Regions from separate parts of the Homo sapiens genome. Here region 1 is linked to region 2. The links are chromatin loops, found by intact Hi-C in ENCODE. Cell type or tissue: thyroid gland. All regions are shown on one strand. Links, peaks and the distances in the headings refer to the core of each region. The heading gives the core; the rest is flanking DNA. Region 1 overlaps TTLL11 (tubulin tyrosine ligase like 11). Region 2 overlaps TTLL11 (tubulin tyrosine ligase like 11).

Evidence for each region. A loop is a pair of places that touch in the nucleus more often than their neighbours do. Peaks named below come from ENCODE experiments on the same cell type or tissue, not always from the same donor. Only the 100,000 strongest peaks of a DNase experiment are listed, where the experiment ranks them.
Region 1: a loop joins it to region 2, with 1.9 times the contacts of the local background. A loop is called at or near these places in 2 of 110 quality-filtered maps.

Annotation. Positions count from the first base shown.
Region 1 is chr9:121,925,454-121,928,361 of GRCh38, forward strand. The region is part of intron 6 of TTLL11 (tubulin tyrosine ligase like 11); the gene reads right to left. Among named protein-coding and RNA genes, the nearest start is that of TTLL11, 170 kb to the right of the region's middle. RefSeq lists an enhancer at 686-1,186. In thyroid gland, for the core only: no CTCF peak of the experiment used is centred there; a DNase peak (open chromatin) is centred at 1,278.
Region 2 is chr9:121,839,500-121,842,407 of GRCh38, forward strand. All of the region lies in intron 8 of TTLL11 (tubulin tyrosine ligase like 11), which reads right to left. Among named protein-coding and RNA genes, the nearest start is that of DAB2IP, 190 kb to the left of the region's middle. In thyroid gland, for the core only: no CTCF peak of the experiment used is centred there; a DNase peak (open chromatin) is centred at 1,462; H3K27ac peaks cover 517 bases.

The DNA.
Region 1 (2,908 bases), core at 165-2,664, 86 kb after region 2:
CCCTCCGTTTTCTGGACACATCAGGCCTGTTCATGGCTCCAGGCCTTTGCTCATGTCCCTTCTGCCTGGGAGGCCCTCTCTCCTCTTCCTCAAATGAGCATTGACTCATTCTTCAAATTCATGGCTTTCCTCCTCAGCAAAGCCCTCCAGACCCTCCCAGGAAGGGTGAGAGACCTCCTTAGGTTTCCCTTAGGTTCCCATGCCAAGGCTCTCCACAGGCTCCCGCAGCTGTCTCCTGGCTGGACTGCAAGTCAGCAGCAGGGGCTGGTCTCTGAATCTCTCTGTGTCCAGAGCCTAGTCCAGAGCCTGGAACGGCACTTAGGATGGGTTTGTGGAGTGAATGAATGAATGGCAGTGCCCTGCTCCCCTCCTCCACCCTCACCCTTTGTTTAAGAACATCACCCATTCAGGGGTGAGAGCCTGGCATCCAGGCCTCTAATCTCAGGATGAAAGGCACAGGCCTGCTCTTTAGAACATAAAGCATTCATCTTTCCTTCCCACTTTTCTTGTGCCACGGGAGCTCTGAAAATCCTGCCATATCAATGTCTTCCAGGTTCTGTGTTCCTCTCAAAAAGATACCAGTTTACGCGTGTGAAGGCTCGCAGGTTATTGAGTCTCTCGAGGGGTTTTTTAATCTTTGCAGGCAGAAGAGGATCCTGACACACACTTTGAAGTTTGCCTTCACACGCTTCTGCCAGGAAGGAGCCGTGGTGTTTCAGATGTGAGCAGTCTCTGCTTCAGAGGGGCCCGGGGCTGGGGTGCACAGCCAGAACTGGCCCTGGGGGACCCTGCGCTGCCCACAGACCATTTCCAGCATGCCAGGGGTCAGGGCAAAGGATTGCCACGCGCTCTAAAACTCTTGCTGTTATCCACACGCTCTCCCTCCAGGTCCGCGGGTCCCTGCTGACCCAGGCTTTGTTTAGAATCCAAAAATAACTCCCCCCTTCTTGTGTTCACTGCCACAAGGCTTGCTAAGGAGTCATTCACATTCATTAATCCTTTTCATTCTCAGAACAACCCGATGATGGGCACAGTGGCTGGGTGCCAGGCGCTGGGCTGAGGACGGCACAGCCCTGGAGGTGGTGCTCTTCCTGGCCCTGTGGCATAGACGAGGATCCTGAGGCTGGGGAGGACAGCAGCTTGTGCCCAGTCTCGGAGCTGCTTAGGGGCAGAGTGGGGCTTCGGGGCCAAGGCTCCATCAACAAGGCCGTCTCCTCTCTCCCGTGTCACTTTGAGTGGTTCTTCCTCCTCGAGGCTGGAGCAGGAACTTTGGCACGAGCCAGGCCTGGCTTTGGATCCAAGCAATTCAGCTGTATTTTGGCACACTGCTTGTCTTCACCCACTCTGGCTGTTAAAACAGAAAATCATAGCTGGGGTGGCACAGAAACAATAGAAATGTATTTCCCGTGGTTTGGAGGCTGGAAGTCCGAGCTCACAGGGCCAGCATGGTTGGTTCTGACAAGGATCCTCTTGCAAATGCAGACAGCCGACTTCTCATGAGAGCCTCGCACGGTGGAAAGAGGGTGAAGGAGCTCTCGGGCCCCTTTTATAAAGGCATGAATCCCATTCATGAGGTTCCACCCCCATGACCTAATCACCTCCCAAAGGCCCTAACTCCTAAGACCATCACATGGTGGGGCTGGCCGGTGGAGTTAGGATTTCAACATATGTATTTGGAGGAACACAAACATTTGGTTTATAGCATAGCGTTGCTTCATGTCTCTATGCTTCTCTCCTCACCTGTCAAAGGGACAAAATAACAGTAGCACTGTTGTAAAAATGAATTGAAGTAGAGCTTACAATGCTCTCAGCACAGCATCTGACACATAGCGCATGCGCTGTCTGTATCTATGTAGATAGATGGATAGAGAAGTATTTTTATAACCATTACCCTCTCTCTAAGCTTTTCAGTTCCTCCGGGAATTTGATCTTCATGGTTACTATTTTTTTGTTCAACAAAATCAGCACCATGATCCTCTATAAACACCCTCTCCCTGAACTATGATCCAGCTTTTTGGATCAGTCAATCCTGCTACATGTCAAGCACTCTCAGGTAAAGGAATCTAGAGATACATGATAACCTATTTTCCTGGCCCCCAGGGAGGTGAAAAGAAATATGTAAACTGCTCATTTTGAAATAAAATAGTAAATATCACAAGAGCACAGAAGGTGGCATTTTTTTTTTTTTTTTTTTGAAGGTGGGAGAAGGCAGAGAAGACTTCTGAGGGGATATCATTCTGGCCAGGATGGTGACAGAGGACTAGGAGTTAGCGAGGCAAAGAAGGGCCTAAGGAGTGCTCTGAATAGAGTGAAGAGCTGCTGGAGTGCTGGGTTATTAATTTCCATTTATTCAGTATCATAGCACAGATCACTGGCAGGCAGGAGACAGTGGCAGATGGTTTTAGTAAGGTGGAAAAACCTAGTCATGAAGGATCTTGTACATCACATGTTATTTGGTTTGGATCTTACCTTAGAGGCCAATAAATCTCAAATGTTGATGTGCTTCAGAAGTCAGCATAGGAGCTTGTTAAGATGCTATTCCCAACCCTGAGACTTGGATATTATGGAACATGCAGCCAGGTGGTTTCAATGGAGGTGCTCCAGGAGCCACAATCATAAAGTATCTCAGTAGATGATGGAGAAGCGTGGGAGGGGCAGTACCAGAGGGGGCTACGGGACGCATGGCCATGCCTGTGATTCGATAAAATCAAGAATTCTGTTTCAGAACCACCTGTCAATCAGCTCCTCCTTGGTAAGAGGTACTACTTCTAGAAAATGTGATGTCACTTCTATTTGTTCATTTATTTCAACAGCTTTATTGGGATGTAATTGTTATATTAAAAACTGCACCTATTTAGTGTATACAAGCTGATGGGTCTGTACATGTACACATAACCATGAAACCATC
Region 2 (2,908 bases), core at 85-2,584:
GAAAACAGACATAAGGGGCTGGGCCTGTGTCTGGCACATGGAAGACACACTGGAAACATGGCCTTCTTTCTTGATTGTCTTTAAGTCATGAGAGGGGCCAAGCCTGGCAGAATAAAGAGTATTCTCATGGAGGGCTGCGGCTCAGAATTCCCATTCTATCCAAAGATGGGCAAATTGGAAGACGGGCAAATTGGCCCTAACTCAGCCACCAACAGCAACCCTCTTCCCCATCCCCCCGACTGTCCAGCAGTTAACTGGCGGGGCCTTCTAGAATCTCCAGAAGACCTCAGCCTCAGCCTTCTCAGCCTTGGGCAGGGCAGAGCAGTGCCCACTCACCAAGTGGACTGAGCCCTATCCTCAAGGTGAGACCCCTCTGAGGAGCTCTTCAAAGCTGGCCTGCCATTTGGAGCGGTGACAGGAGGCAGATCAGTGTCAAAAATAAGACAGAGCAGTGGGTTTCAACTTGACTCACATTAAGAATGTCACGTTAGAGCACAAATGAGAGAGAAGAGAAATGCTCTTTTATGCGGGAGTTTATTTTTGTCACTTTGTCAGAGAGAAACTGCAGCCTGGAGGGCACTGGAGCTGCATCGAATCACCCAAAACATTAACATGCAAATTGCCTTCTTTACAGAAGGTAATTTTATTAGTGCACGAAAATGTTTCTTTCACTGTATTCATGCCTAGGAGCAGTGCTATCTGGGGGCCAGTTAGGGCAACCGCAAGAGAAGAATTAGGGACAGTCCTGAACTCGGTTAAGATCTATTACCTCCCCAACTTGGGACCACCACGTATCCTCGGATGCATGGAACACAGTGCGCTGCGATGTGACAGCTGGCTACCGATGGATGCACAGGCTGGAGGGGGCAAGTGACTTGTTCAAGATCATACAGCTTCTTTTTTCTTTTCTGAGACAGGGTCTCGCTTTGTCACTCAGGCTGGAGGGAGTATAGTGGCTTGATGTTGGCTCACTGCAACCTCTACCTACCAGGTTCAAGCGATTCTCCTGCCTCAGCCTTCCAGGTAGCTGGGATTATATGCAATTGCCACCATGCTTGGCTACTTTTTGTATTTTTAGTAGAGATGGGGTTTCACCATGTTGCCCAGGTTGGTCTTGAACTCCTGACCTTAAGTGATCTGCCTGCCTCAGCCTCCCAAAGTGCTGGGATTACAGGCATGAGCCACCATGCCCAGCTGATCATACAGTTTCAATGAGGAGGCAGAGTTGAGGCCACGTGGCCTGTGTCCAGACACCAGGTGACCAATAGGGAACCATGAGGTCCTGGAAGTTGTCACTCTGAGAGTAAGGAGCCTAGTGAGACCCCATCTACCTATTTGTTCACTCACTTGCTTGATTATTCAATAAGCTTTCCCTGTGCTAGGCCCTGGGCCCCAAACATGAATCAGGCACTGGCACGAGGCACTTGGCCTCCACTGGGAGCAGGTGGAAAGGGGATAAGACACCTACAAATACTTCTGATCCAGCGAGCTATGACGGCTGGGGAGGTGTGCCTGGAATCAACAGAGCAAGGAGAGAGCATGGCTGTTTGGCAGGGAGGGCAGGGAGAAGGGTCTGGAAGCTTCACAGACAACCGTCTCACCCATGGGCCTTGTGCAGGCAATCAAGGCAGGGAGGGATGTTACAGGAAGGAGACACCATGAGCAGAGGCCCCACGATGGAAGCACGTTGGCTGGCCCCAAGCAGCACAGGACGTGTGGGCGAAGAGTGTGGCGGGAATGGGGGCTGTGGTTGTGGAGGATGGAGATGAGGCTGGCAAGTCTAATCTCAAAGGCTAAAGAGCTCAGATGTACCTGTATCCTGCAGGTAGCAGGCAAACCCTCCAGCGCCCATTCAGAACAGAACCGTGCTCCCCATGAGATTTTGGAAGGGAGGGGCTTCTCCAGGCCCTGTGTTGCCAAAATGACAGAAGGTTCTCTGAGGCTGCGCTTATGTAAGGCTTCCTCCTCCCTTCGCAGATGTGATCAGTGGGGAAGTGTGGGCAGAGACTCCCACCTGCTACCAAGAAGAACGCACTCAGTCATGTAAGGTCTCGTGGAACAGACGAGGTGAGCTCCCTTTCTCTAGAGGCTGCTTGGGGCCTCCCGGGCTGAGGACACATCTTTGCCCTGAGTCACGTGGCAGCTGCATGGTGTGGCTGTGGTGGGGCACGAAGAACTGTTACAGCAGCCCAGGAAGCTGAAGGGGAAAAGCCCAATGATTATTATCGTTGGGCCAGACCATTGTTTGTTGTGGGGGTCTGTCTTGTGCATTTCAGGTTGTCTAGCAGCAGCCGTCGGCTTGACCCACTAGATGCCAGTATAGCAACTCCCTTCCCCCAGTATGACAACTAAAAATGTCTCAAATCGTGGCCAGATGTCCCCCTGGGAGTTAAAATTGTCCCCAGTTGAGAACCACTCGTCTCTCTAGACTTCAGGGAAGACATGGATGCCTGACCACTGGAAGTGTCCCAATTCTTCCAGCGAGATGCAGAGCTCCCCGAGAGCATGTGCCTGCCTTCTTCCACCTCTCAGGGGGCAAAGGACAGGGTATATTTCATCACATATTTGTGGACTATCTCAAAAAGGAATGTGTCTAACTTACTGCTTAAAACATCTGGAAAAAGAGCAGGCTGGGGATGTAGAAAGTCAATGGACAGTCGGTGCTTCTTCCAATACTTTGCTAGGGTCTCAGAGTCCCTCACATGTAAAACAAGGGGGTTGAAAGAGATGATCTTTAGGGCTCCCTCTCCTTTTTTTTAAAAAAAAAAGACACGTGGTCTCTCTCTGTCACCCAGGCTGGAGGACTGGAGTGCAGTGATGTAATCATAGCTCACCGCAGCTTCAAGTTCCTGGGCTCAAGCAATCCTCCTGCCCCAGCATTCTAAGTAACCAGGATTATAGGTGCATG